2 separate regions of the Homo sapiens genome follow, and region 1 is linked to region 2. Evidence: chromatin loops called from intact Hi-C (ENCODE). Cell type or tissue: CD4-positive, alpha-beta T cell. All regions are shown on one strand. Links, peaks and the distances in the headings refer to the core of each region. The heading gives the core; the rest is flanking DNA. Region 1 holds the start of CFHR2 (complement factor H related 2). Region 2 has its middle 8.7 kb from the start of CFHR1.

Region 1 (16,516 bases), core at 1,809-9,808, 130 kb before region 2:
AAGATATTGTTGCAATATAGTACTGTTGCATAAGAAATAATTTTATTTTTCACCTTATTTGGAAGATGTGTGCAGAAATTAAGCTGACAAATCAACAGAAATTTCTCTTTTTCATCTGTCTAGAAGTAATGTTTAATGTTGCACAATATTTGAAATATTTTCACTTTGTGAAACGTGAAACTGATTATCTAACTGTTTAAAATTTGACATTAGATAGTTTTGGTAAAGGTATTGAGGGAAAGACTCCCATCTTGATAGTATTAACCTACCATAACTCTTTTAGTTATCCTTCACTCCTCCAAAATTATAGTAGTTTATTTTCATACATTTGTACTTACATATTCTTTGCTATCCAGAATAACTTGGTTTTCATCACCCAGTTATATTGTACCTATGCTTCAGAATTAACTCTATGACATTCATCAAGTATTCATTGTGCATATCTGCAATGGTGCTAGCTAGGAGTGTTAATGTCTTCTTGCAAGCCTCCTTTACACAACCACCCACTTCAAAAGTAGAAAATAATTTTTCTTGTCTCAACATTCTGATAGAATATTATGAATATATTTCTTCTGGGATACACACACACACACACACACACACATACATATATACAGTTGTACAGATATTCACCACATAATGACATTTTGGTCAATGACTGATCGCTCATGTGACAGTGGACCCATAAGATTATAGTGTAGCTGAAAAATTCCTATCACCTAATAGCCATCATAACATAGCAGTGTAATATATTACTCACATGTTTGTGGCAATGCCGGTGTAAATAAACCTACAGCATTGCCAGTCACATAAAAATATGCCACACACAATTTTGTACAGTACATAATACTTGATGATGACAATATAGAAGTGTTACTGGTTAATGTATTTCATATAGTATAATTGTTATCAGTATTTTATAGTTAACTTCTTCTACTGGTTAAAAAAATTAACTGTAAAACGGTTAATGTTTCCTGAGGCAGATCCTTCAGGAACTATTCCAGAAGAAACCTTTGTTATCATAGGAGAGGACAGCTCCATGCCTGTTACTGCCCTGAAGATCTTCTAGTGGGACAAGAGCGGAGGAAGAAGACAGTGATACTGATGATCCTAACCCTTTGTAGGCTGAGGTTAATATGTGTGTTTGTGTCTGTTTTTAACAAAAAGGTTTAAAAAGTAAATAAATAAGTAAAATATTTAAAAGATAAAAGCTTATAGCACAAGAACAGAAAGAAAAAATCTTTTGTACATCTCTACAATGTTTTTTAAGCTAAATATTATCTCGAAAGACATAAAAATTAAAGTTGATGAAGTAAAAAGGTCAACATAAACTAAGGTTAATTTATTATCGAAGAAAAGTTTAAAATAAATTTAGTCTATCCTGGGTGCATCAAAAGCTCAGTAATTAGCACTGAAGAACTTATCCATGTAACCAAAAACCACCTGCTCCCCCAAAACTATTGAAGTAAATAAATAAATAAAATAAATTAGTTTAGCCTAAGTATACAGTGTTTATACCACCTCTAGTCGTGTATGGTGATGTTCTAAGCCATCACATTCACTCACCACTCATGTAATGACTTACTGAGAGCAACTTTCAGTCCTACACACCCTATTCATGGTAAAAGCCCTATACAAGTCTGCCGTTTTTAATATTTTATACTGTATTTTTATTGTACTTTGCTATATTGAGATAAACATATACTTACAATTGTGCTACAGTTGCCCACAGTATTCAGTACAGTAACATGCTGTACAGGTTTGCAGCCTAGGAGCGACAGGCTATACCATATGGCCTAGTTACCTAGTAGGCTATAAAACCTAGGTTTGTGTAAGTCCACTCTATAATGTTTGAATAAGAAGGAAATCGCCTAAGGACGCACTTCTCAGAACGTGTCCCTATCATTAAGTGATGCATGACTGTTTATACACACACACACACACACACACACACACTCACTCACAGTCACCTATATATAGCCTTGCAATTTATTTGCCTATTTACATTTTGCTTTTCTTTAGGACACTGTAAGTTGCAGTGAGGTGTGGTTAGGGTTGTCATTTTCTTCCAGCTTCTTTGCTACATGAAGCACAACATAGTGCTTGATAAATATTTTGCTACTGGAAGCATGCAGCTTTCTATGTATACAAATGTGTTGCTTCAGTGTGTTGTTTTTGCTGTTTGGCAGGTCTCTCAGTAGACACCTAAATGACAGTGTAACACACACTTACAGATCATTTAACATCTAGGCAACCTTTAGATAGAATTTCACTGAAGTTTCTCCCAGAGACTGGATTGAAGCTTGAACTTTTTTTTGGTGGGAGGAGGGTTAGGAATTGTCAAAATTCTACATATTTCTCTCATATTTTTCACTTATTTTCCTCTGCTACCCCCCTATTTAGAAATCCTCATGTAATGCCATGTGTAATAGGTGTATAAGCCACTTAATAAATACCATAAACACAGACTTAAGAAAAATCAAATACACTCATACAATCGCACTCCTGTGATTACAACTCAGCACTAAAAGTGAAAACAAAATAAAACGAATTTCAAGGGCTAGGCGTGGTGGCTTATGCCTGCAATCCCAACACTGTGGGAGGCCGAGGCAGGCAGATCACCTGAGGTCGGGAGTTCGAGACCAGCCTGACCAACATGGAGAAACCCCATCTCTACTAAAAATACAAAATTAGCCAGGCGTGGTGGTGCATGCCTGTAATCCTAGCCACTTGGGAGGCTGACGCAGGAGAATTGCTTGAACCCAGGAGATGGAAGTTGTGGTGAGCCGAAATCACACCATTGCACTCCAGCCTGGGAAACAAGAGTGAAAGTCCATCTCAAAAAAAAAATGAATTTCAAGCAATAGAAATAATATTTTGCAACATTTCTAAGGGCAAATATTTAAAGGAAAGCATGTTATTGTTCATGTTGTTCTGTTATGTCAGGACTGATGAGAAACTGTTCAAATAAAAGTTCAAAGGTCTGGAAACATTAGGAAACAGCAAAACAGTAAAGTAAAAACTTTTTGGAAATCAAAGGGTAAAGCATAATGATCGAAACTCCAAGTACAGACATAGTTTAATTAGTATCCTAGACCTTGGTAGAGATTTTGTTTGCAATTCCTTTGATATGGTGGCCTTAATTTCAACATGAAATAAAATGGGACCATTTATAAAATATCATAAGAAGCCGTTTGTAGTATTAATAAAGAGGTGATACATTACTTCATTCTCAACATTTAAGAGCTCAGAAGAAGCAATTTCTTGACAGTTCACTGGTTTATATATAAATGATATTTTCTATTGTTTCAGTAAAATATATTTCCCTCTGTTGAAGGATAATTCGATTGAAATGGGAATTCCTCCATTTTAATGACCTTTAAAATTTAAATGATCAAATCTAGGAAACTAAAATCCAAAAAGCATTTTGAAGGTGGCCAAATCTTTTTGAGATTGATTGTTCTAGTTAGTGGCATTGCAGAGTGTATGCAGAATTACACTAATACTTCACCTTGCCACCGTTAGTATAGCAGGTTTTCCCTCATTTAATTCCTCTTTACATTCTCTATTTGGTGGCCATTTACCTTTGCAACTTAGAGGATGGAGATAACTAATTTTATTCTATTTTCCTGCTAATTGCATGTTAGAAAGTATTTCCATAAAATAGATTAATATTATAACTCATTTAAAATATTTTCATCCATTTATTCATTTAAAAATATGTAAGCATACACACAAAAACCGATAAATGTATCTGAAAAAGGAACTAAATATTCAGGTCTGTTTTGAACTTACCTTCTCCCCCAACAGAGGATATCCGTGAGATTAGAATTACACTGACCAGGAGCCACATGCTTGGTAGTTCCAATCTTATATAACTAAAAATACTTCAGTGGTGGTGGTGTTGCTTTGAATCTGCTTTCATTAACAGTTATGAGCATGACTTTGAATTTCAGTGTACTAACTGGAAGCTAGTTTAGTAAAGTCCTTTGTGGTAAACATCAAAGTTCATGGAGGGTTGTGCAAAATAAGCAAATAGTGTCTAATCAGTGTTTTCACAATAATACTCTGAGTTTATCATGTAATATTAACTTGAGCAAAATAAAAGCTGTTCAATTTCCTTGTTGTGGTCCCTGAGTCTCTGAGTTTGGAATATTCAGAAATGGGCCATTGAAGAGGAAAGAGGAAGCCCCTTCTTTTTTCTAGCCAAGAGTTCAGCTACATCAGTAGGCAAGCAAGTGAAGGTGATCAGTCCTCATCTTAACATAACAGCATCACTGTTCTAGTTATAAATTCCACTTAAAACTGGTATTAAGAATGAGGTAACTTCAGACCATCCTGGCTAACCTGGTGAAACCCCATCTCTACTGAAAATACAAAAATTAGCTGGGCGTGGTGGTAGGTGCCTGTAGTCCCAGCTACTTGGGAGGCTGAGGCAGGAGAATGGCGTGAACTCGGGAGGCGGAGTTCACAGTGAGCTGAGATCGCACCACTCCCCTCCAGCCAGGGTGACAGAGCGAGACTCCATCTCAAAAAAAAAAAAAAAAAAAGAATGAGGTAACTTCTTAATAGTTTTCATATTTTGTAGACTATAAAAAGTCAAATCAAGAATAATTTTTGGTATGTAATGGTTCCCAAAATTGTTGAACCAATTTTACTTCAGAATAATTTTGTTCCGATGGGACTTTGAGAATGGGTATTTCTGGGTCTTGGTATATTCACTCACCACCAAAAGGCAGCAATAAAACTGGATAAAATTATAAAAATAATCTCTAGAAATTGGCCAAAGAGCATACTGTTGGGAAATATTTATTCCAGAAAGTCCACATAAATCTCAGTAAAAAAGAGTGGCTGCTTTTATCCACCTTTGTCTCACAGCCCAGTTCTGTGGCTCAGAAGTTGAACCCTGGGTAGGCAAGCAGGCTGTGAGGACTGGAAGCTCTGCTGCCCCACTGGAGGGGAGTGACTTTATAGCGTGGAAAATTCCCTGCCCAAGGATCCTGTTGAATATAAAGAGGTTACAGTGGGAAGCAAGTAGAGAAGATTAATATGTGTAGAAGATATTAGCTGGGGCAAGCAACAAAGTGGCCAGTCAGCCAAAAATTTAATGGCAAAATTTGGAGAAAGGGACAGCCTAAGGACTTCCACTAAGATGAAACTTACTGATGGTGGTTCAGAAATCAATGGGAATGCATATAGCTATGTTCAGTCAAGAAACCAGAGAAGTCTCTGTGAGCTATTAGTAGTCTCCACTATTGAATCTAGTCTATCTAAACCTTATCATTTCCAATTAAACTACCTAAATTATCTAAATATTAGGTGTCACACTCTAGACCATTTCCACAATCTTTTTAGCTCACTTACTCTACTAAATTTGTTCCAATCATTCAATGACACTGATGCTTTTTCACTATTCTTTTCCCTTCACTTTCTCTCTTCCCACCATACCCAAATTAGATTCAATGGTTCATCCCTGTAAGTCAATCCCTTGCACACACTCTCCTGCCCATTCCTTTCTTTCTTTCTGTAATCCAAGTCTTAGAAAACCTCAATCCTTTGCAAATAAATTCTCTGCCTGCCCTGTCTCTGAACTGAAGCAGCAGAGTGTGTCTACAAGAAAAACAAATGCGGTCACCGCTCCAAGATGGCTGAATAGGAACAGCTCTGGTCTGCAGCTCCCAGCTGCAGAAGATGGGAGATTTCTGCATTTCCAACTGAGGTACCTGGTTCATCTCACTGGGACTGGTTGGACAGTGGGTGCAGCACATGGAGGGGGAGCCGAAACTGGGCGGGGCATCACCTCACCCTGGAAGTGCAAGGGGTCAGGGGATTTCCCTTTCCTAGCCAAGGGAAGCCATGGCAGACTGCACCTGGGAAAAATGGGACATTCCTGCCCAAATACTGCACTTTTCCGAGGGTCTTAGTAAACGACAGACCAGGAGACACTCTCCTGCTCCTGGCTCGGCGGGTCCCACACCCACGGAGCCTTGCTGACTGCTAGTGCAGCAGTCTGAGATCAACCTGTGAGGCAACAGCCTGGTGGGGGGAGGGGCATTCGCTATTGCTGAGGCTTGAGTAGGTAAACAAAGTGGCCTGGAAGCTTGAACTGGGTGGAGCCCACTGCAGCACAGCTAGGCCTGCTGCCTCTGTAGACCCCACCTCTGGGGGCAGGGCATAGCTAAACAAAAGGGAGCAGAAACTTCTGCAGACTTTAAATGTCCCTGTCTGACAGCTCTGAAGAGAGAGGTGATTCTCCCAGCATGGCATTTGAGCTCTGAGAACAGACAGACTGCCTTCTCAAGTGGGTCCCTGACCCCCATGTAGCCTAACTGGGAGACAACCTTCCAGTAGGGGACAACTTACACTTCATACAGGTGAGTGCCCCTCTGGGACAAAGCTTCCAGAGGAAGGATCAGGCAGCAATATTTGCTGTTCTGCAATATTTGCTATTCTGCAGCCTCTGCTGGTGATACCCAGGCAAACAGGGTCTGGAGTGGACCTCCAGCAAAATCCAACAGACCTGCAGCTGAGGGACCTGACTGTTAGAAGGAAAACTAACAAACAGAAAGGAATAGCATCAACAACAACAAAAAGGACATCCACACCAAAACCCCATCTGTAGGTCACCAACATCAAAGACCAAAGGTAGATAAAAACCACAAAGATGGGGAGAAACTAGAGCAGAAAAGCTGAAAATTTGAAAAACCAGAGCACCTCTTCTCCTCCAAAGATCGTGGGACAAAGCTGGACAGAAAATGACTTTGACGAGTTGACAGAAGTAGGCTTCAGAAGGTCAATAATAACAAACTTCTCCGAGCTAAAGGAGGATGTTTGAGCCCATTGCAAGGAAGCTAAAAATCTTCAGAAAAGATTAGATGAATGGCTAACTAGAATAAACAGCATAGAGAAGACCTTAAATGACCTGATGGAGCTAAACACCATGGCACGAGAACTTCGTGACACATGCACAAGCTTCAATAGCTGATGCAATCAAGTGGAAGAAAGGATATCAGTGATTGAAGATCAAATTAATGAAATAAAGTGAGAAGAGAAGTTTAGAGAAAAAAGAGTAAAAATGAATGAACAAAGCCTCCAAGAAATATGGGACTATGTGAAAAGACAAAATCTACGTTTGATTGGTGTACCTGAAAGTGACGGGGAGAATGGAACCAAGTTGGAAAATACTCTTCAGGATATCATCCAGGAGAACTTCTCCAACCTAGCATGGCAGGCCAACATTCAAATTCAGGAAATACAGAGAACATCACAAAGATACTCCTTGAGAAGAGCAACCCTAAGACACATAACTGTCAGATTCACTAAGGGTGAAATGAAGGAAAAAATGTTAAGGGCAGCCAGAGAGAAAGGCCAGGTTACCCACAAGGGGAAGCCCATCAGACTAACAGCGGATCTCTCAGCAGAAAATCTATAAGCCAGAAGACAGTGGGGGCCAATACGCAACAATCTTAAAAGAATTTTCAACCCAGAATTTCATATCCAGCCAAACTAAGCTTCATAAGTGAAGGAGAAATAAAATCCTTTACAGACAAGCAAATGCTGAGAGATTTTGTCACCACCAGGCCTGCCTTACAAGTGCTCCTGAAGGAAGCACTAAACATGGAAAGGAACAACTGACACCAGCCACTGCAAAAACATGCCAAATTGTAAAGACCATTGATGCTATGAAGAAACTGCATCAATTAATGGGCAAAATAACCAGCTAACATCATAATGACAGGATCAAATTCATACATAACAATATTAACCTAAAAGGTAAATGGGCTAAATGCCCCAATTAAAAGACACAGACTGGCAAATTGGATAAAGAGTCAAGACCCATCAGCGTGCTGTATTCAGGAGACCCATCTCACGTGCAGAGACACACATGGCTCAGAATAAAAGGATGGAGGAATATCTACCAAGCAAATGGAGAGCAAAAAAAAAGCAGGGGTTGCAATCCTAGTCTCTGATAAAACAGACTTTCAACCAACAAAGATCAAAAGAGACAAAGAAGGCTATTACATAATGGCAAAGGGATCAATTCAACAAGAAGAGCTAACTATCCTAAATATATATGCACCCAATACAGGAGCACCCAGATTCTAAGCAAGTCCTTAGAGACCTACAAAGAGGCTTAGACTCCCACACAATAATAATGGGAGATTTTAACACCCCACTGTCAATATCAGACAGATTAATGAGATAGATGGTTGAGAAGGATATCCAGGACTTGAACTCAGCTCTACACCAAGCAGACCTAATAGAAATCTACAGAACTCTCCACCCCAAATCAACAGAATATACATTCTTCTCAGCACCACATCGTACTTATTCTAAAATTGACCACATAGTTGGAAGTAAAGCACTCCTCAGCAAACGTAAAAGAACAGAAATCACAACAAACTGTCTCTCAGACCACAGTGCAATCAAATTAGAACTCAGGATTAAGAAACTCACTCAAAACCACACAACTACAAGGAAACTGAACAACCTGCTCCTGAATGACTACTGGGCAAATAATGAAATGAAGGCAGAAATAAATACGTTCTTTGAAACCAAGAAGAACAAAGACACAACTTACCAGAATCTCTGGGACACATTTAAAGCAGTATAGAGAGGGAAATTTATAGCATCAAATGCCCACAAGAGAAAGCAGGAAAGATCTAAAATCGACACCTTAACCTCACAATTAAAAGAAGTAGACAAGCAAGAGCAAACAAATTCAAAAGCTAGCAGAAGGCAAGAAATAACTAAGATCAGAGCAGAACTGAAGGACATAGACACACAAAAAACCCTTCAAAAAATCAAGGAATCCAGGAACTGGTTTTTTGAAAGAATCAACAAAATTAACATACCCCTAGCAATACTAATAAAGAAGAAAAGAGAAAGGAATCAAATAGACGCAATAAAAAATGATAAAGGGGATATCACCACCGATCCCACAGAAATACAAACTACCATCAGAGAATACTATAAACACCTCTACGCAAATAAACTAGACAATCTAGAAGAAATGGATAAATTCCTGAACACATACATCCTCCCAAGACTAAACCAGGAAGAATTTGAATGTCTGAATAGACCAATAACAGGTTCTGAAATTGAGGCAATAATTAATGTCCTACCAACCAAAAAAAGTCCAGGAGCAGATGGATTTACAGCTGAATTCTACCAAAGGTACAAAGAGGAGCTGGTACCATTCCTTCTGAAACTATTCCAATCAATAGAAAAAGCGGGACTCCTCCCTAACTCATTTTATGAGGTCAACATCACCCTGACACCAAAACCTGGCAGAGACGCAACAAAAAAATAGAATTTTAGACCAATATCCCTGATGAACATTGATGCAAAAATCCTCAATAAAATACTGGCAAACGGAATCCAGCAGCACATCAAAAAGCTTATCCACCACGATCAAGTCGGCCTCATCTCTAGGATGCAAGGCTGGTTAAACATATGCAAATCAATAAACATACTTCACCACATAAACAGAACCAAAGACAAAAACCACATGATTATCTCAATAGATGCAGAAAAGGCCTTCAACAAAATTCAACAGCCTTCATGCTAAAAACTCTCAGGGAACTAGGTATTGATGGAATACATCTCAAAATAATAAGAGCTATTTATGACAAATCCTCAGCGAATATCATTCTAAATGGGCAAAAACTGGAAGCATTACCTTTGAAAACTGACACACGACAGGGATGTCCTCTCTCACCACTCCTATTCAACATAGTTTTGGAAGTTCTGGCCAGGGATTTCCGTCAAGAGAAAGAAACAAAGGGTATTCAATTAGGAAAAGAGGAAGTCAAATTGTCTCTGTTTGCAGATGACATGATTGTATATTTAGAAAACCCCATCGTCTCAGCCCAAAATCTCCTTAGGCTGGTAAGCAACTTCAGCAAAGTCTCAGGATACAAAGTCAATGTGCAAAAATCACAAGCTTTCCTACACACCAATAACAGACAAGCAGAAAGCCAAATCATGAGTGAACTCTCACTCACAATTGCTACAAGGAGAATAAAATACCTAGGAATCCAACTTACAAGGGATGTGAAGGACCTCTTCATGGAGAACTATGATCCACTGCTCAACGAAATAAAAAAGGACACAAACAAATGGAAGAACATTTCATGCTCATGGATAGGAAGAATCAATATTGTGAAAATGGCCATACTGCCCAAGGTGATTTATAGATTCAATGCCATTCCCATCAAGCTACCAATGTCTTTCTTCACAGAATTGGACAAAACTACTTTAAAGTTCATATGGAACCAAAAAAGAGCCCTCATTACCAAAGCAATCCTAAGCAAAAAGAACAAAGCTGGAAGCTTCACGCTACCTGACTTCAAACTATGCTACAGTAACCAAAACAGCATGGTACAGCATGGTACCGGTACCAAAACAGAGATATAGACCAATGGACCAGAACAGAGGCCTCAGAAATAACACCACACATCTACAACCATCTGATCTTTGACAAACCTGAGAAAAACAAGAAATGGAGAAAGGATTTCCTATTTCTTAAATGGTGTTGGGAAAACTGGCTAGCCATATATAGAAAGCTGAAACTGGATCCCTTCCTTACACCTTATACAAAAATTAATTCAAGATGGATTAAAGACTTAAATGTTAGACCCAAAACCATAAAAACCCAAAAAGAAAACCTAAGCCATACCATTCAGGACATAGGCACGGGCAAGGACTTCATCACTAAAACACCAAAAGCAATGGCAACAAAAGCCAAAATAGACAAATGGGATCTAATTACACTAAAGAACTTGTGCACAGCAAAAGAAACTACCATCAGGGTGAACGGGCAACCTACAGAATGGGAGAAAATTTTTTGCAATCTACCCATCTGATAAACGGCTGATAGCCAGAATCTACAAAGAACTTAACAAATTTAGAAGAAAAAAACAAACCCATCAAAAAGTGGGCAAAGGATAAGAACAGACTCTTCTCAAAAGAAGATATTTATTCAGCCAACAGACACATGAAAAAATGCTCATCATCACTGGTCATCAGAGAAATGCAAATCAAAACGGCAATGAGATACCATCTCACACCATTTAGAATGGCGACCATTAATAAGTCAGGAAACACCAAATGCTGGAGAGGATGTGGACAAATAGGAACACTTTTACACTGTTGCTAGGAGTGTAAATTAGTTCAACCATTGTGGAAGACAGTGTGGCAATTCCTCAAGGATCTAGAACTAGAAATACCATTTGACCCAGCCATCCCATTACTGGGTATATATACCCAAGGGATTATAAATCATGCTACTATAAAGACACATGCACACGTATGTTTATCGTGGCACTATTCTCAATTGCAAAGGCTTGGAACTAGCCCAAATGTCCATCAGTGGTAGACTGGATTAAGAAACTGTGGCACATATACACCATGGAATACTATGCAGCCATAAAAAGGATGAGTTCATGTCCTTTGAAGGGACATGGATGAAACTGGAAACCATCATTCCCAGCAAACTATCACAAGGACAGAAAACCAAACACCGCATGTTCTCATTCATAGGTGGGAATTGAACAATGAGAACACTTAGACACAGGGCGGGGGACATCACACACCAGGGCCTATCATGGGGTGGGGGGCAGGGGGAGTGATAGCATTAGGATAAATACCTAATGTAAATGACGAGTTGATGGGTGCAGCAAACCAACATGGCACATTTATACCTACGTAGCAAACTTGCACATTGTGCACATGTACCCTAGAACTTAAAGCATAATAATAAAGATAAATAAATAAATAAAGGTTTACATTATGAAAAGTTGAAAAAAAAAACCAAATGCAACGGTGCTGACTTGCCTTGCTTTAAATTAATGATCATGGGCCTAAATGATTTTGACACTTCCTTTCTCCTCCTCTGTTTTATTATCTCCCTCCTTAACCATCAGTCCGCACCTTGTACTTTGCTAATGACTTTATTTATTTTTTTCATCTAGATATAGAAGCAATCAGAAGAAAACTACCTGCTGTTCACACACATACTTTTCTGCATTGTCTCCTGTTTCACTGGATGTTGATCCTTACTCCTATCCTGTTATGGTCTCTACCAGATTTGATCCCCTCTTTCCTATGCAACGATTTTGCTCTTTCAATTATTCCCTCTCAACTGTATCATTAATTTCTCCATTTTTCAAATTATTTCTGCCAATATGCAAAAATACCAAACATCTTCCATCTTAAAGAGCAACAACAACAAAAAAAGCTCAAAAAATCTTTTGTGGAACCAAATCTCTTTCTAGTAATCTCCCAATTCTCTTCTCATTTTATAATACAATGACTCCAATGTATTAGCTACAATTTCTGCCTCATTTCATTTTTTCATTCCCACCACTACACTTAAACCTCTCTTGTAACAGTCATCAATATCTTCTTTGTAATCAAATCCATTGGTTGAAACTGAATAATCAGCAAAAATTCACATGAGTTTCCCATCCTTCCATTTTGAAATACCTGCCTCACATGGTCTATGGAACAACACATTCTCCTGGTTTCTCTTCTATTTGAAAGGCTTCACCATGTCAATGTTTTGATGGCTTCTTCTAAACTCTCTGACATTTAAATACTGGCTTGTCTGAATCTAGGGGATGTTATCATTTATTTATGAGCACAGAGTTAATTTTCACAGAGCTAGTGCCAATTTTTAGTTGAATTAACAGTATCTTCTCTTGTCTATTCTTTTTTGAAGCAGTACTCAACAATTATTTTCCAATTTTTTTGCTGAATATTTCTTCCATTCTTCTAATTTGGAAACTTAGATTTTCCTTTTGTTTTTCTGTTTCTTATTTTAAGTAATTTCAGTAGATTATGCCCTCCCATGTATTATCAAGTACAATAACTGAGACCAGGGAATTGACATCAGCACAGAGTGAGACCCTGTCTCAAAAAAAACTGAAAAACTTTTAATTGATTTATTTATGCACATATAAAGTACAAACATTAATTTATTTCTAAAATCCTGCATAATTTTACAAACTTCAACACATTTTATTTTCATCTTTTTTATTTGTTTTGTGTTCTCTGTTTTCGGTGCCCATTGTGTTCCATCAGTTGATAAGTTTTAATGGATAATGACTTGACTTTTACCTACTAACTGAGCAAAGAAATGAGAACAGGTTGTGATGTCCTACTCATGCTATTTTCTTCCAGGGATCATGTAAGATGATCATGCAAGAGTTTACCTAATCCATAGCTTCCTCTGTTGCTAAGAGCTCCAGCATTCTCCAGCTGTACTCCATAAAGTCCTTCCTATACATCCCATCCTTTACTTGCGTTTACAAACCTGGAGCTAGACACAGAGTGCTGATTGGTGTATTTACAATCCCTTAGCTAGACATAAAGGTTCGCCAAGTCCCCACCAGATTAGCCACATACAGGGTGCTGATTTGTGCGTACACAAACCTGGAGCCAGACACAGAGGGCTGCTTGGTGCATTTACAAACCTTGAGCTAGACACACAGTGCTGATTGGTGTATCTACAATCCCTTAGCCAGACATAAAGATTCGCCAAGTCCCCACTAGACTCAGGAGCCCAGCTGCCTTGACCTAGTGGATCCCACACCTGGCTGCAGGGGGAGCTGCCTGCCAGTCCTGTGCCCTGCACCTGCACTCCTCAGCCCTTGGGCGGTTAATGGGAACGGGCACTGCGGAGCAGGGGGCCGCTCTCGCCAGGGAGGCTCTGGCTGCACAGGAGCCCACGGCAGTGGGGTGGCTCAGGCATGGCTGGCTGCAGGTCCCAAGCCCTGCCCCACAGGGAGGCAGCTGAGGCCCCACGAGAATTCAAGCTCCACGCTGGCCTGCCGGCACTGCTGGGGGACCCAGAAAACCCTCTGCAGCTGCTGGACCGGGTGCTAAGCCCCTCACTGCCTGGGCCGGCTGCGCGGGCCGGCCATTCCAAGTGCGGGCCCGCAGATACCACACCCACCCGGAAGTCCTCCTGGCCCACAAGCTCCGCGGCGCAGCCCGGGTTCCCGCCCACGTCTCTCCTTCCGGGGCTCTCACTCCATACCTCCCCACAAGCTGAGGGAGCCGGCTCCGGCCTCAGCCAGCCCAGAAAGGGGCTCCCACAGTGCAGCGGGCTGAAGGGCTCCTCAATAGCGACCAGAGTGGGCACCAAGGCCGAGGAGGCACCAAAAGCGAGTGAGGGCTGCGAGGGCTGCGAGGGCTGCCAGCACATTGTCGCCTCTCAGTAGGGTCTTTGAGAGACAAGGTATTTCACTGTAACAGACATCAGACTAAAAGGTAAGAGAGAAAATTATTTTTTTGCTGTAAGACTCTCTAGAAGCAAAGTTATGTTTGATTTTTCCCTTTAAATAGTATATTTGTTAGATCTCTTATTTAGGCAATTATGTCACCTTCTTTTTATCTATCACTTATTTTAACCCAAACTTTCCTCTCCAAAAAGAAATATCAGGTTTGACCATGGAGTTAACCTATTCACTGGAAATAAGAATCTTGCTAAGGCTTCTTTCTTGGTTTATTTTCATTCACATGGGATAGGATTAGAAATGTACAAACTTACTGGCCTGTTACCTCTACTTGGTAACAAAACATTTCCACCTGAAGGCCCGGTTAGGCCAGGTGAGAGGACGGGACATTCTAGCTTCTGTGGTCTCTGTTGCAACTACTCTGTTGGCCCTGATAGTGTAAAAACAGCCATGGGGAATATGTAAACTAGTGAACATGGTTGTGTTCCAATAAAACTTTATGGACACAAATATGTAAATTTCATATAAATTTTATGAATATTTTAATTATCAAATGATTTTTCTTACTTTAATTTTAAAAAGATATCAAAATGTAAAAACCATTGTAGTCAGAGCCCTACAAAAATAGGCAGCAGGCCACAGTTCCCCATGACTGTCATTTGCCAGTCCTTCATCTGGCCCACCAATCCCTTCTGAATTCATTTAAATTAAAAACTATAGACAGTAACTCCTGTTTAAATATGAGTGATGCTTCAAGAACTGTTCATTTTAAACTGGACTCAGAAATTATGGGTAAAGGCAGAAAAGAAGAAAATTGTGATGTGTTTGAAAAGATTTGTAGATAAGTGCTGGTTTCATCCCCAAATCGTTCTTACCTCTACCACTCTATCTAGGAAATTTATCTAATAGTAAATCATCTTTGCTTTCTCCCATGTTTAACTTTTTATTTTAATTTTATGTTTTACTTTTATTTTAGATTCGGGAGCACATGTGCAGGTTTTCTACATAGGTAAATGGCATGTCAGAGGGGTTTGGTGTGCAAATTATTTTGTCACTTAGGTAATAAGCATAGTAGTCAAAGGTGGCTTGTTAAATCTTCACTCTCCTCCCATCCTCCACCCTCAAGTATCTGTTGTTCTCTTCTTTGTATCCATATGTATTCAGTGTTTAGCTTTCACTTATAAGTGACAACATACGGTATTTGGTTTTCTGTTCCTGTGTTAGTTTGCTTAGTTAATGGCCTCCAGCTCCATCTCTGTTCCTGCAAAGGACATTATCTCACTATATTTTATGGCTGCACAGTATTCCATGGTAAATGTGTACCACATTTTAAAAATCCAATCTACCATTGATGGACATTTAGATTCAATCTTCAAGCCAAGCAAAAATGAGTTCCAAAATTGAATCAGTAATTAAAAGCCTACAAACCAGCAAAAGCCCGGGACCAGACGGATTCACAGGCAAATTCTACCAGATATGAAAGGAAGAGCTGGTATCATTCCTACTGAAACTATTCCAAAAAATTGAGGAGGAGGTACTCCTTCCTAAATCATTCTATGAGGCCAACATCACCCTAATGCCAAAACCTGGCAGAGACACAGCTGAAAAGGAAAACTTCTGGTCAATATCCTTGATGAACATAGATGCAAAAATAGTCAACAAAATCTGATCAAACTGAATCTGGCAGCATATCAAAACGCTAATACACCACAATCAAGTAGGCTTTATTCCTGTGGTGCAAGGTTGGCTCAACAAACATGAATCAATAAATGTTATTCATCACAGAAACCAGAACTAAAAACAAAACCACATGATTATCTCATGTTTAATTTTAATGCACAACTTGAAAACAAGTAAACCAGCTCTTTCATCCTTTATTACTGACCTATCTGCCCCAGTCTTTTTTTTTTTGGCAGGTATTTCAATTAATGACTTCAAATATTTCCACTACTCTGCAGAAGATAAAGGATATGATATATATATTCGATGTGGTGTTTATTTGCCCATTGTTGTATATCACGTGCTGTAAAATAGCTTCCTTGATCAGAAGAATATAACTTGGTGGGCAAAAACAATTCAGATTATTTAATTTTCATACGTTAGATTTAACTTCCATGAAAAAAACCAAGTCTCAAATACGTTTTAGTGGCCTTCAAAGCTTGCTTAAATCTTCCTGGTGTTAAGAATGAACATCAAATATAATCTATTTACTAGCTGTATGCTGGGCCATCACCCCAGTGGATATGTCCTAATGAATTTTTAAATCTTACCTA
Region 2 (16,516 bases), core at 2,970-10,969:
CCAGCTACTTGGGAGGCTGAGGCAGGAGAATGGCGTGAACTCGGGAGGCGGAGTTCGCAGTGAGCTGAGATCGCACCACTCCCCTCCAGCCAGGGTGACAGAGCGAGACTCCGTCTCAAAAAAAAAAAAAAAAAAAAAAGAATGAGGTAACTTCTTAATAGTTTTCATATTTTTAGACTATAAAAAGTCAAATCAAGAATAATTTTTGGTATGTAATGGTTCCCAAAATTGTTGAACAAATTTTACTTCAAAATAATTTTGTTCTGATGGGACTTTGAGAATGGGTATTTCTGGGTCTTGGTATATTCACTCACCACCAAAAGGCAGCAATAAAACTGGATAAAATTATAAAAATAATCTCTAGAAATTGGCCAAAGAGCATACTGTTGGGAAATATTTATTCCAGAAAGTCCACATAAATCTCAGTAAAAAAGAGTGGATGCTTTTATCCACCTTTGTCTCACAGCTCAGTTCTGTGGCTCAGAAGTTGAACCCTGGGTAGGCAAGCAGTCTGTGTGGACTGGAAACTCTGCTGCTCCACTGGAGGGGAGTGACTTTATAGCGTGGAAAATTCCCTGCCCAAGGATCCTATTGAATATAAAGAGGTTACAGTGGGAAGCAAGTAGAGAAGATTAGTATGTGTAGAGGATATTAGCTGGGGCAAGCAACAAAGTGGCCAGTCAGTCAAAAATTTAATGGCAAAATTTGGAGAAAGGGACAGCCTAAGGACTTCCACTAAGATGAAACTTACTGATGGTGGTTCAGAAGTCAATGGGAATGCATATAGCTATGTTCAATCAAGAAACCAGAGAAGTCTCTGTGAGCTACTAGTCTCCACTATTGATTCTAGTCTATCTAAACCTTATCATTTCCAATTAAACTACCTAAATTATCTAAAGTGTCACACTCTAGACCATTTCAACAATCTTTTTAGCTCACTTACTCTACTAAATTTGTTCCAACCATTCAATGACACTGATGCTTTTTCACTATTCTTTTCCCTTCACTTTCTCTCTTCCCACCATACCCAAATTAGATTCAATGGTTCATCACTGTAAGTCAATCCCTTGCACACACTCTCCTGCCCATTCCTTTCTTTCTATCTGTAATCCAAGTTTTAGAAAACCTCAAACCTTTGCAAATAAATTCTCTGCCTGCCCTGTCTCTGAACTGAAGCAGCAGAGTGTGTCTACAAGAAAAACAAATGCGGTCACCGCTCCAAGATGGCTGAATAGGAACAGCTCTGGTCTGCAGCTCCCAGCGTGACCAGCGCAGAGGATGGGAGATTTCTGTATTTCCAATTGAGGTACCTGGTTCATCTCATTGGGACTGGTTGGACAGTGGGTACAGCACATGGAGGGGGAGCCGAAACTGGGCGGGGCATTGCCTCACCCTGGAAGTGCAAGGGGTCAGGGGATTTCCCTTTCCTAGCCAAGGGAAGCCATGGCAGACTGCACCTGGGAAAAATGGGACATTCCTGCCCAAATACTGCACTTTTCCGAGGGTCTTAGTAAACGGCAGACCAGGAGACACTCTCCTGCTCCTGGTTCGGTGGGTCCCACACCCACGGAGCCTTGCTGACTGCTAGTGCAGCAGTCTGAGATCAACCTGTGAGGCAACAGCCTGGTGGGGGGAGGGGCATCCGCTATTGCTGAGGCTTGAGTAGGTAAACAAAGTGGCCTGAAAGCTTGAACTGGGTGGAGCCCACTGCAGCACAGCTAGGCCTGCTGCCTCTGTAGACCCCACCTCTGGGGGCAGGGCATAGCTAAACAAAAGGCAGCAAACTTTAAACGTCCCTGTCTGACAGCTCTGAAGAGTGAGGTGGTTCTCCCAGCATGGCATTTGAGCTCTGAGAACAGACAGACTGCCTCCTCAAGTGGGTCCCTGACCCCTATGTAGCCTAACTGGGAGACAACCTCCCAGTAGGCGACGACTTACACCTCATACAGGCAAGTGCCCCTCTGGGACAAAGCTTCCAGAGGAAGGATCAGGCAGCAATATTTGCTGTTCTGCAATATTTGCTATTCTACAGCCTCTGCTGGTGATACCCAGGAAACAGGGTCTGGAGTGGACCTCCAGCAAAATCCAACAGACCTGCAGCTGAGGGACCTGATTGTTAGAAGGAAAACTAACAAACAGAAAGGAATAGCATCAACATCAACAAAAAGGACATCCACACCAAAACCCCATCTGAAGGTCACCAACATCAAAGACCAAAGGTAGGTAAAAACCACAAAGATGGGGAGAAACCAGAGCAGAAAAGCTGAAAATTTGAAAGAATCAACAAAATTAATATACCCCTAGCAATACTAATAAAGAAGAAAAGAGAAAGGAATCAAATAGATGCAATAAAAAATGATAAAGGGGATATCACCACCGATCCCACAGAAATACAAACTACCATCAGAGAATACTATAAACACCTCTATGCAAATAAACTAGACAATCTAGAAGAAATGGATAAATTCCTGAACACATACATCCTCCCAAGACTAAACCAGGAAGAATTTGAATGTCTGAATAGACCAATAACAGGTTCTGAAATTGAGGCAATAATTAATGTCCTACCAACCAAAAAAAGTCCAGGAGCAGATGGATTTACAGCTGAATTCTACCAAAGGTACAAAGAGGAGCTGGTACCATTCCTTCTGAAACTATTCCAATCAATACAAAAAGCGGGACTCCTCCCTAACTCATTTTATGAGGCCAACATCATCCTGACACCAAAACCTGGCAGAGACACAACAAAAAAATAGAATTTTAGACCAATATCCCTGATGAACATTGATGCGAAAATCCTCAATAAAATACTGGCAAACGGAATCCAGCAGCACATCAAAAAGCTTATCCACCACGATCAAGTCGGCCTCATCTCTAGGATGCAAGGCTGGTTAAACATATGCAAATCAATACACATACTCCACCACATAAACAGAACCAAAGACAAAAACCACATGATTATCTCGATAGATGCAGAAAAGGCCTTCAACAAAATTCAACAGCCCTTCATGCTAAAAACTCTCGGGGAACTAGGTATTGATGGAATGCATCTCAAAATAATAAGAGCTATTTATGACAAACCCTCAGCGAATATCATTCTAAATGGGCAAAAACTGGAAGCATTCCCTTTGAAAACTGACACACGACAGGGATGTCCTCTCTCACCACTCCTATTCAACATAGTTTTGGAAGTTCTGGCCGGGGATTTCCGTCAAGAGAAAGAAATAAAGGGTATTCAATTAGGAAAAGAGGAAGTCAAATTGTCTCTGTTTGCAGATGACATGATTGTGTATTTAGAAAACCCCATCGTCTCAGCCCAAAATCTCCTTAGGCTGGTAAGCAACTTCAGCAAAGTCTCAGGATACAAAGTCAATGTGCAAAAATCACAAGCTTTCCTACACACCAATAACAGACAAGCAGAAAGTCAAATCATGAGTGAACTCTCACTCACAATTGCTACAAGGAGAATAAAATACCTAGGAATCCAACTTACAAGGGATGTGAAGGACGGACCTCTTCATGGAGAACTATGATCCACTGCTCAACGAAATAAAAAAGGACACAAACAAATGGAAGAACATTTCATGCTCATGGATAGGAAGAATCAATATTGTGAAAATGGCCATACTGCCCAAGGTGATTTATAGATTCAATGCCATTCCCATCAAGCTACTAATGTCTTTCTTCACAGAATTGGACTAAACTACTTTAAAGTTCATATGGAACCAAAAAAGAGCCCTCATTACCAAAGCAATCCTAAGCAAAAAGAACAAAGCTGGAGGCTTCAAGCTACCTGACTTCAAACTATGCTACAGTAACCAAAACAGCATGGTACAGCATGGTACCGGTACCAAAACAGAGATATAGACCAATGGACCAGAACAGAGGCCTCAGAAATAACACCACACATCTACAACCATCTGATCTTTGACAAACCTGAGAAAAACAAGAAATGGAGAAAGGATTTCCTATTTCTTAAATGGTGTTGGGAAAACTGGCTAGCCATATATAGAAAGCTGAAACTGGATCCCTTCCTTACACCTTATACAAAAATTAATTCAAGATGGATTAAAGACTTAAATGTTAGACCCAAAACCATAAAAACCCAAAAAGAAAACCTAAGCCATACCATTCAGGACATAGGCACGGGCAAGGACTTCATCACTAAAACACCAAAAGCAATGGCAACAAAAGCCAAAATAGACAAATGGGATCTAATTACACTGAAGAACTTGTGCACAGCAAAAGAAACTACCATCAGGGTGAACGGGCAACCTACAGAATGGGAGAAAATTTTTGCAATCTACCCATCTGATAAACGGCTGATAGCCAGAATCTACAAAGAACTTAACAAATTTAGAAGAAAAAAACAAACCCATCAAAAAGTGGGCAAAGGATAAGAACAGACTCTTCTCAAAAGAAGATATTTATTCAGCCAACAGACACATGAAAAAATGCTCATCATCACTGGTCATCAGAGAAATGCAAATCAAAATGGCAATGAGATACCATCTCACACCATTTAGAATGGCGACCATTAATAAGTCAGGAAACACCAAATGCTGGAGAGGATGTGGACAAATAGGAACACTTTTACACTGTTGCTAGGAGTGTAAATTAGTTCAACCATTGTGGAAGACAGTGTGGCAATTCCTCAAGGATCTAGAACTAGAAATACCATTTGACCCAGCCATCCCATTACTGGGTATATATACCCAAAGGATTATAAATCATGCTACTATAAAGACACATGCACACGTATGTTTATCATGGCACTATTCTCAATTGCAAAGGCTTGGAACTAGCCCAAATGTCCATCAGTGGTAGACTGGATTAAGAAACTGTGGCACATATACACCATGGAATACTATGCAGCCATAAAAAGGATGAGTTCATGTCCTTTGAAGGGACATGGATGAAACTGGAAACCATCATTCCCAGCAAACTATCACAAGGACAGAAAACCAAACACCGCATGTTCTCATTCATAGGTGGGAATTGAACAATGAGAACACTTAGACACAGGGCGGGGGACATCACACACCAGGGCCTATCATGGGGTGGGGGGCAGGGGGAGTGATAGCATTAGGATAAATACCTAATGTAAATGACGAGTTGATGGGTGCAGCAAACCAACATGGCACATTTATACCTATGTAGCAAACTTGCACATTGTGCACATGTACCCTAGAACTTAAAGCATAATAATAAAGATAAATAAATAAATAAAGGTTTACATTATGAAGAGTTGAAAAAAAAAACCAAATGCAACGGTGCTGACTTGCCTTGCTTTAAATTAATGATCATAGGCCTAAATGATTTTGACACTTCCTTTCTCCTCCTCTGTTTTATTATCTCCCTCCTTAACCATCAGTCCTCACCTTGTACTTTGCTAATGACTTTATTTATTTTTTTCATCTAGATATAGAAGCAATCAGAAGAAAACTACCTGCTGTTCACACACATCCTTTTTTGCATTGTCTCCTGTTTCACTGGATGTTGATCCTTACTCCTATCCTGTTATGGTCTCTACCAGATTTGATCCCCTCTTTTCTATGCAAGGATTTTGCTCTTTCAATTATTCCCTCTCAACTGTTATCATTAATTTCTCCATTTTTCAAATTATTTCTGCCAATATGCGAAAATACCAAACATCTTCCATCTTAAAGAGCAACAACAACAAAAAAAGCTCAAAAAATCCTTTGTGGAACCAAATCTCTTTCTAGTAAGCTCCCAATTCTCTTCTCATTTTATAATACAATGACTCCAATGTATTAGCTACAATTTCTGCCTCATTTCATTTTTTCATTCCCACCACTACACTTAAACCTCTCTTGTAACAGTCATCAATATCTTCTTTGTAATCAAATCCATTGGTTGAAACTGAATAATCAGCAAAAATTCACATGAGTTTCCCATCCTTCCATTTTGAAATACCTGCTTCACATGGTCTATGGAACAACACATTCTCCTGGTTTCTCTTCTGTCTGAAAGGCTTCACCATGTCAATGTTTTGATGGCTTCTTCTAAACTCTCTGACATTTAAATACTGGCTTGTCTGAATCTAGGGGATGTTATCATTTATTTATGAGCACAGAGTTAATTTTCACAGAGCTAGTGCCAATTTTTAGTTGAATTAACAGTATCTTCTCTTGTCTATTCTTTTTTGAAGCAGTACTCAACAATTATTTTCCAATTTTTTTGCTGAATATTTCTTCCATTCTTCTAATTTGGAAACTTAGATTTTCCTTTTGTTTTTCTGTTTCTTATTTTAAGTAATTTCAGTAGATTATGCCCTCCCATGTATTATCAAGTACAATAACTGAGACCAGGGAATTGACATCAGCACAGAGTGAGACCCTGTCTCAAAAAAAACTGAAAAACTTTTAATTGATTTATTTATGCACATATAAAGTACAAACATTAATTTATTTCTAAAATCCTGTATAATTTTACAAACTTCAACACATTTTATTTTCATCTTTTTTATTTGTTTTGTGTTCTCTGTTTTCGGTGCCCATTGTGTTCCATCAGTTGATAAGTTTTAATGGATAATGACTTGACTTTTACCTACTAACTGAGCAAAGAAATGAGAACAGGTTGTGATGTCCTACTCATGCTATTTTCCTCCAGGGATCATGTAAGCTGATCATGCAAGAGTTTACCTAATCCATAGCTTCCTCCGTTGCTAAGAGCTCCAGCATTCTCCAGCTGTACTCCATAAAGTCCTTCCTATACATCCCATCCTTTACTTACAGGACATATTCTTCCTACTGATGCTCAAGACCAAACCATTTTAGAAAAATATGTCTCATAGCAGAATTGTGCAAGTTTACTAAAAATGCTCTCAGATGTTTTATATCATGTTTGGTGCCCTGAAAGTAATTTATGAATGGTTGCTAATGGAAAACACCTTCATTTCCTTCTTCAGCCTTTTTTCAACTCAATCAGGATAACTTTTTGTTCCCAAAACAGTCAAGCTTTACACTTCAGTATCTTTCTTGTTTGTCTGTCAACCACTCTCAAGGATTTTCTATTTTCTTGCATATTTGTGGATAGTTTTAAAATCATTTAAGAACAGTATAGAGATTTTACATTTCATGTTATATTTAAAACCATTAATATGATTTTATTTTAATGTAAGCTTAAGTATTTACAACTCCTGTCATATAATTTAATATTTCTTTTTGGGTAATAAGAGTGCTCTCAGTTTTTCTGGTTATAGTGAAGTTGCAGAAAAATTGTTTGTAAATAATATTTTAAAAAGTTATTTACGTAAATTTTGAGTAGTGGGAAGGAAAAGACAAAATATTGGTGCATTTTTTTAGGTTCTGGTTAAACCCTAGCATGTTGTTTATAAACCTATACATATCTGTTTATGCTGACTCAAACTATGTATATGTAAACTGTTTCTACCATAACTGTATAGGCTTAAATATTTAATCTTACTAATTTTATAATAAAACATTCTACTGTTTTTTACAAAAGTATTTACATTTTTTGAACACTTTCCATTTACTTGTTTACTATTTTGCTTTAACTGTATGAATTATTTATGCCTGTACCTTTCTACTGGAACATCACTGATTTTCTCAGTAAATTGAATCAGTTTTTAATATTATAATTTTTTATTGTACATGATTTGCATGGAATTTCCAATTAATTTTCTTCTTGAATTTGATGTTTATTGGGGCTACAAATGCCCATTTTTGTATTCTCAAATATTTTAGTATTTCACCTTTATGAAGTAAGAAACCTGATACTTAAAAAAAGTATTTCTTATGTCTCAATAAATGTCAAATTCATTTTGCATAGATATTGTACTGGATATTACAAATCACACACGGTAGAAACTGATGTCTCAAATAGTGCTGCTCCTATCTGAACATTCTATATTGTTAACTCCTGACTTCCTGACTGTAATTCAGTCTCCACGCTCATGAAACCGTGGTCCGTCTGTCTATGCATCTCACTTGCTTAAAATCCATCCATGGCTCCCTGATCACTCTCTGAGTAAAGTTCAGTCTTCTTGTCAGGTCTATAAAATCTTAAAATCTTTTCTGATTCCATACCTCACATCACTCATCACAGTGAATACCCTGAGTTTTAGTCATGCTAACTTTTTGAAACTTCCCAATTATGTTTTTTCTTTATCTTGTTGTTGGTCTTTCACATTCTGTTTCTCCTAAGTATTGATTTTCTCCGCATCTACCTACCAAAATTATATGCAAGTTTGAACCTCACATGAAATATCATCTCCTTTCAGATCTATTTCCTGGCCTCCAAGAGGGTGTTTATTTTTTGTCTAAATTCTTGTAGTGTCTTTCATCTTTTTCTATTAATGTGCTTATTATATTGTTATAGTTTTTATATGTGGGATTTTGTATCTGTTATATCTATAAGCTGCCTTTAACTCACTGCTGCTGACCTGTGTGATCAAGTTGCAGGAGAAAAAATTTCTTGTTACATAGGCTGATGCAAAAAGAAAAAGTAGGTTTCTACTGACCAACTCTGTTTTCCTTTGAATAATATAAATGATAACAGTAGCTTCGATTTATTGAATACTTACTATATGGTTATAAGTATTGTTAAATGCCCAGTATACTAAAACCTATTTACATACATTTGTGAATTAAATTCTGATTTCAAAAATGTCATCTCCATTTTGCAGATGAAACTCAGAGATGCAGATGTACTCCTACAAATATACATTATTTAATGACTGAAGCAGTATTTAATGAAAGACATAGACATTTATTGGGATAGTTTTCATGTAGAAGTATTTTATTTGCTTTTATATATATTAAGTTGTTTAGTCTTACCAGGTGGTAAGAATGTTGGTGTTGGATTGCTGAAGGAATTCACAGGACTCAAACAACTTATGCTCACAAAAAGGCTGTATCACAGGCAAAGGGCACAGCAGCAGTAGGAGAGGGTTGTTCGTTGAGGGATCCATCCATAGAACTCACACGCAGACTTCTTTGTCCTACCACCACTGGGTCATACAGGATGCATTTTTTCTACAGATACAAACCACATCAGCATGTGTGTGTGTGAGAAACCTGAATTTCCTTTGTTTCACTGAAGCATATGCTATACATCACTCCAGTAATGATGTTGCTCAAGCCTGCTGCTTCCCAGATCCATGGCATTTTGTTTTAGTAATGGTAGTGTGTCTGGAATTAGTGGGTTCTTGGTCTCACTGACTTCAAGAATGAAGCCGCGGACCCTCGCGGTGAGTGTTACAGTTCTTAAAGGTGATGCATCTGGAGTTTGTTCCTTCTGATGTTCACACGTTTGGAGCTTCTTCCTTCTGGTGGGTTCGTGGTCTCACTGGCTTCAGGAGTGAAGCTGCAGACCTTCAGTGAGTGTCACAGCTCTTAAGGTGGGATGTCTGGTGTTGTTCGTTCCTCCCATCTGGAGTTGTTCGTTCCTCCCATCTGGAGTTGTTCGTTCCTCTTAGTGGGTTCGTGGTCTCACTGGCTGGCCTCAAGAGTGAAGCTGCAGACCTCTGCAGTGAGTGTTACAGCTCATAAATGCAGTGTGGAACCAAAGAGTGAGCAGCAGCAAGATTTATTGCAAAGAGGGAAAGAACAGTGTAGAACTGGACCCCCGAGGGTTGCCACTGCTGGCTGGGGCAGCCTGCGTTTATCCCTTATCTGGCCCCACGCACATCCTGCTGATTGGTCCATTTTACAGAAAGCTGATTGGTCTGTTTTACAGAGAGCTGATTGGTCTGTTTTGACAGGGTGCTGATTGGTGCGTTTACCTTGAGCTAGACACAGAGTGCTGATTGGTTTATTTACAATCCCTTAGCTAGACATAAAGGTTCTCCAAGTCCCCACCAGATTAGCCACATACAGAGTGCTGATTGGTGCATTCACAAACCTGGAGCCAGACACAGAGTGCTGCTTGGTGCATTTACAAACCTTGAGCTGGACACACAGTGCTGATTGGTGTATCTACAATCCCTTAGCCAGACATAAAGGTTCGCCAAGTCCCCACTAGACTCAGGAGCCCAGCTGGCTTCACCTAGTGGATCCCACAGCTGGCTGCAGGCAGAGCTGCCTGCCAGTCCTGCACCCTGCACCCGCACTCCTCAGCCCTTGGGCGGTTAATGGGAACGGGCGCTGCGGAGCAGCGGGCAGTGCTCGTCAGGGAGGCTCTGGCTGCACAGGAGCCCATGGCAGCGGGGTGGCTCAGGCATGGCTGGCTGCAGGTCCCAAGCCCTGCCCCACAGGGAGGCAGCTGAGGCCTGGTGAGAGTTCGAGCTCTGCGCTGGCCTGCTGGCACTGCTGGGGGACCCGGATCACCCTCTGCAGCTGCTGGCCTGGGTGCTAAGCCCCTCACTGCCCGGGCTGGCTGTGCTGGCCGGCCATTCCAAGTGTGGGCCTGCAGATCCCACACCCACCTGGAAGTCCTCCTGGCCCACAAGCTCTGTGGGCAGCCCGGGTTCCTGCCCATGTCTCTCCCTCCGGGCCTCTCACTCCACACCTCCCCGCAAGCTGAGGGAGCCAGCTCTGGCCTCAGCCAGCCCAGAAAGGGGCTCCCACAGTGCAGTGGGCTGAAGGGCTCCTCAATAGCGGCCAGAGTGGGTGCCGAGGCCGAGGAGGCACCAAAAGCGAGTGAAGGCTGCGAGGGCTGCCAGCACACTGTCGCCTCTCAGTAGGGTCTTTGTGAGACAAGGTATTTCACTGTAACAGACATCAGACTAAAAGGTAAGAGAGAAAATTATTTTTTTGCTGTAAGACTCTCTAGAAGCAAAGTTATGTTTGATTTTTCCCTTTAAATAGTATATTTGTTAGATCTCTTATTTAGGCAATTATGTCACCTTCTTTTTATCTATCACTTATTTTAACCCAAACTTTCCTCTCCAAAAAGAAATATCAGGTTTGACCATGGAGTTAACCTATTCACTGGAAATAACAATCTTGCTAAGGCTTCTTTCTTGGTTTATTTTCATTCACATGGGATAGGATTAGAAATGTACAAACTTACTGGCCTGTTACCTCTACTTGGTAACAAAGCATTTCCACCTGAAGGCCCGGTTAGGCCAGGTGAGAGGACGGGACATTCTAGCTTCTGTGATCTCTGTTGCAACTACTCTGTTGGCCCTGATAGTGTAACATGGGGAATACGTAAACTAGTGAACATGGTTGTGTTCCAATAAAACTTTATGGACACAAATATGTAAATTTCATATAAATTTTATGAATATTTTAATTATCAAATGATTTTTCTTACTTTAATTTTAAAAAGATGTCAAAATGTAAAAACCATTGTAGTCAGAGCCCTACAAAAATAGGCAGCAGGCCACAGTTCCCCATGACTGTCATTTGCCAGTCCTTCATCTGGCCCACCAATCCCTTCTGAATTCATTTAAATTAAAAACTATAGACAGTAACTCCTGTTTAAATATGAGTGATGTGTCAAGAACTGTTCATTTTAAACTGGACTCAGAAATTATGGGGTAAGGCAGAAAAGAAGAAAATTGTGCTGTGTTTGAAAAGACTTGTAGATAAGTGCCGGTTTCATCCCCAAATCGTTCTTACTTCTACCACTCTATCTAGGAAATTTATCTAATAGTAAATCATCTTTGGTTTCTCCCATGTTTAACTTTTTATTTTAATTTTATGTTTTACTTTTATTTTAGATTCAGGAGCACATGTGCAGGTTTGCTACATAGGTAAATGGCATGTCAGAGGGGTTTGGTGTGCAAATTATTTTGTCACTTAGGTAATAAGCATAGTACTCAAAAGGTGGCTTGTTAAATCTTCACTCTCCTCCCATCCTCCACCCTCAAGTATCTGTTGTTCTCTTCTTGGTATCCATATGTACTCAGTGTTTAGCTTTCACTTATAAGTGACAACATACGGTATTTGGTTTTCTGTTCCTGTGTTAGTTTGCTTAGATAACGGCCTCCAGCTCCATCTCTGTTCGTGCAAAGGACATTATCTCACTATATTTTACGGCTGCACAGTATTCCATGGTAAATGTGTACCACATCTTAAAAATCCAATCTACCGTTGATGGACATTTAGATTCAATCTCCAAGCCAAGCAAAAATGAGTTCCAAAATTGAATCAGTAATTAAAAGCCTACCAACCAGCAAAAGCCCAGGACCAGACGGATTCACAGGCAAATTCTACCAGATATGAAAGGAAGAGCTGGTATCATTCCTACTGAAACTATTCCAAAAAATTGAGGAGGAGGGACTCCTTCCTAAATCATTCTATGAGGCCAGCATCACCTAATGCCAAAACCTGGCAGAGACACAGCTGAAAAGGAAAACTTCTGGTCAATATCCTTGATGAACATAGATGCAAAAATAGTCAACAAAATCTGATCAAACTGAATCTGGCAGCATATCAAAACGCTAATACACCACAATCAAGTAGGCTTTATTCCTGTGGTGCAAGGTTGGCTCAACAAACATGAATCAATAAATGTTATTCATCACAGAAACCAGAACTAAAAACAAAACCACATGATTATCTCATGTTTAATTTTAATGCACAACTTGAAAACAAGTAAACCAGCTCTTTCATCCTTTATTACTGACCTATCTGCCCCAGTCTTTATTTTTGGCAGGTATTTCAATTAATGATTTCAAATATTTCCACTACTCTGCAGAAGATAAAGGATATGATATATATATTCGATGTGGTGTTTATTTGCCCATTGTTGTATATCACGTGCTGTAAAATAGCTTCCTTGATCAGAAGAATATAACTTGGTGGGCAAAAACAATTCAGATTATTTAATTTTCATACGTTAGATTTAACTTCCATGAAAAAAACCAAGTCTCAAATACGTTTTAGTGGCCTTCAAAGCTTGCTTAAATCTTCCTGGTGTTAAGAACGAACATCAAATATAATCTATTTACTAGCTGTATGCTGGGCCATCACCCCAGTGGATATGTCCTAATGAATTTTTAAATCTTACCTATCTTGCTAAGAAACTGGACCATTATGGTAAACAATTTATACCTTTTCTGGTGCTTCTGTTGGTTTAGGTCCTTCTGTGACCATTCCTTTCATGTATATAAGTAGTTACTTCTAGGTAATGAACCGAAATACCTATTTGTTGACTCCAGTCGCTTTCCAATCCTGGTAGAGTTTTTATTTTGGTGGGCATCAGCTTGTCCCAGTTTGATTTGTCTTTTTAATTCCCATAAAGGTAGTATCTCGGGCAACAAGTACTTGAATCAACTATTTTTGCATTAATTAATCACTGGTCATGAATTGGTATCAACCCATGTGATCTGGCCTTTTATGTCCTCAATGTCTTCCATAATAGCGAGAAAACACATTAAAGTTTACCCTATTGAATTCCTTTAGTCTTATATTTACCCATGAGGATCTGCCACAACTTTCCAGGTAGAGTAGTAACCATTCATTTATGAACTGCCATCAGAAAGACAGGATAATCATCTAGCCTCTGGCAGCAGGTGTTCTAATGGAGAATCCCTTTAAACTTTTCCTTCAGTAGCCTAAGACAGAGCTTCAGCAGTCTCTAGAGTGAGTCCCAGAAAAAGAGGAGGTATTTGCTCATGAATATGACCAAGGCCATTGCTGTACCTTCTTGTAGAATTTTCCTTCATATAAAATTTCCATTTAATAATGGAACTCTTTTGGGTATTCTCTTTTTTTTGGTGTGTTTTTCAGACAAAACCCTGACACTTTGGACATTTCAGAAGTTAAAATAATTGTATACCCTTCAACTATTGGAACCATGTCAGTCAATGCCCTATACTATGCCAAATGACAGGTAATTTGTTTCTTCTTTTTTTCTTCATTGTTCTTGCTAGAAATATATCATTTATTCTTCTCAAAGAACTAACTTTGATTGGTTTTATTCATTCTTTGAGAAGATTAAGAAAACAGTTTTTTCTATATTGCACTTGCTTCATTGATTTATACACTAATATTCATGATTTCCTACCTTCTTAAGTTGGAACTTAGGTTAGTGTTTTGAGATATTTCTTCTTTTCTAATATACCATTTAATGACATCTCACAATTCTATGGGGCATAGAATTTTGGTGGGGATCAAATGGATAAATCTTTTATTTTCTGTGTATTAATGGAGACATTCATTGTTATTCATCTGGTTAATCTTCTGCGGTGGAGGGTTCAATATGTCTTCAGTCACATATTTGGTGCTTTGCCAGCAACAAGTGAAATTTGGGGTTTAGGTGACTCCTGTCACTCTCAGGGCCTCTCTACAGGGTACCCAGAATTCTCTCATGCTGATTAGAAGCTACAAGACACCAAGGCAGAAGCTGCTATTTTTTTAAAGCTTACATCCGTAACTGGCATAGAGATACTTATACCATATCCTATTGGTCAGAAAAGTCATGGGTTAGCACAAGTTCAAGATGATGGGGAAATAGGTCACTTAATCAGAGGATTTTCAAATTATTTGTGGACATCTTTAATCTGCAAAACATAGTAACTATGATACATTACATACTAATATTTTAATTTATCTCCACTCTGAGGTACGTATGTGTCATAAAAATAATTGCATTTAAGAATGTACTCCATTATGATTACTTACCTAGTTCATCTTTATTGGTGTCATCAAATGTAACCAAGTCTTACCTATTTTAGAAATCATATTTAAATGTGTTTTCAAAGTTTAATTGTATCTAATGAAAGAGTAATGTTTTATTTCTCTACCTCGGTAGCGCTCACCCATGTTTTTGACAGTTTTCTGCCTGTTTCTTTAAGAAAAGTTTTAAAAACAAGTCTGTGATATTTTCTGTAATTTCATAGAAGACTGATAATTTGACCCTTGTTAAAATTCTTGCAAGAGAATCTTTAGGTGTACACCAGATTGAAGATAAATAAGAATCTGAGTTAAGTGCTCAAATCACATTTTTTAGGTTGTTCATCTAAAATAAGTATAATAAATAACTGGATTTCATAAGATGCAGCTGAGGGAGCTCATCAACTAATAAAGGAAAGGAGATGGAAGAACTTCAGAGGTCACAGACACTCATTGAGTCATCTCCCTTAAACATATGAATTCAAGGTGAAGATTAGGATAATCAGACACTACACATAAGAGTCACAATTCTCACTATGCTGTTGACATTAATGCTGTGTTAAATAATTTTCAGCAGTTAACATAATGATAGGTAAAAATGTGAATTGCTAGTTCTGAAAGCAAGATCACTGCTGTTAGCTTAGCAGTGTAGGAGTGGCAGAGTGGTATCAGAAGTGGACACTGAGCTTCTTTCCTTCTTCATGATATGGCAAAGGCACCATGAAATTTAAGGAGGATAGGATGAAGGGTATGACAAATGTTTATTGCCAGGGTGTTACCAATCCACTCTTTGTCTGAAGGGAAAATCCTCAGAGGAAGATTATCTGGAATGAATTGTAGGAGTGTAGTTTGGAGTATATGACTTTGACTCAAGAGTTTGTTTTATATATATATATATATATATATATATATATATATATATATATATATATGTATTTAGAATGTGATACAAAATGATGGAGAAATTACTAGAAATACATTTTCTTGGTTGCTGCTAGCAAGTTTGGTGATATTAAAACATCTCATGGTGGAAAGTAAAGCAAATGAACATTCAACCCCAGCAATATTGAGATAAATATCTGAACCAAATATAATTGGCTTCATGTGTGACAAAGGTTTTGATGGAGACTTGGGGAGATACAGGTTAAATCATGGCACTCCTTCACTCTGACCCTTCATCAACAGATCCTACCTTCCAAGCGCCAGGATTTAAAGACCAAATGACCATCAATACTAGAGAAATAACATTAAATATGTGGTCTGTTTTGCAAAACAGAGAAGTATCGGTGCCTGCCAGATTAATCTTTCCACAGAGTCCTTGAAATAAATGGTTTGTAATTTGGTAGTGAATTCAATTACCGACTTATAGTCAGATTTTGGAAAAGGGCTCTCTTCACCTGGTCTTAGTTATTCTTGTTAAATGGGAATTTTATAATCGGTCAAACCAGCCTCTCTAGTGAATATTAAGTAATACCAAATCTTGGGAAGATAGTGAGAGATTTTAATTGCTTAAAAATGTGAAGTGGTAAGATGATGTATTAGTGTTTTCCAGAGAAACAGAATGTATAGTGTGAGGTGTGTATAGATAGATGAGATAGAGATTTGTTTTATGCAATTGGTTTACTTGATTTGTGAGTATAAGCAAGTCCAAAATTCACAGGGCAGGTTAATAGAGTAGAAACTCAGAGAAGAGTTGATGTTACAGTCTTAAGGTAGAATTTCTTCTTTGGGAAGCCGAAGTTTTGACTCTTACTGCTTCAATTGATTGAATGTGACCCGCCCATATTATCAAGGGTAATCTTTACTTAAAGGCAACTTATTGTAGATGTTATTAACTCCATCTATAAAATACCTTGTTCACAGCAACACTTAGATTAATATTTGATTAAATAACTTGGATTGATAGCCTAGCTAAGCTGACACATAAAACTCACCATTGCAGATGCTAATTCTCACCAAAACAC

What was found. Peaks named below come from ENCODE experiments on the same cell type or tissue, not always from the same donor. Only the 100,000 strongest peaks of a DNase experiment are listed, where the experiment ranks them.
Region 1: it touches region 2 in a loop (14-fold over the local background); 5 of 110 quality-filtered maps call a loop at or near these places.

What each region holds. Positions count from the first base shown.
Region 1 is chr1:196,931,218-196,947,733 of GRCh38, reverse strand. It overlaps CFHR2 (complement factor H related 2), which reads right to left and starts at 3,996. Exons shown (of 5, transcript NM_005666.4): 1 at 3,796-3,996. The coding sequence starts at 3,853. It overlaps LOC105371675 (a long non-coding RNA gene), which reads left to right and starts at 14,021. Exons shown (of 3, transcript XR_007066779.1): 1 at 14,021-14,277. RefSeq lists enhancers at 5,451-5,951, 13,552-14,051. In CD4-positive, alpha-beta T cell, for the core only: no CTCF peak of the experiment used is centred there; no DNase peak of the experiment used is centred there.
Region 2 is chr1:196,802,768-196,819,283 of GRCh38, reverse strand. No RefSeq gene overlaps it. Among named protein-coding and RNA genes, the nearest start is that of CFHR1, 8.7 kb to the left of the region's middle. In CD4-positive, alpha-beta T cell, for the core only: no CTCF peak of the experiment used is centred there; no DNase peak of the experiment used is centred there.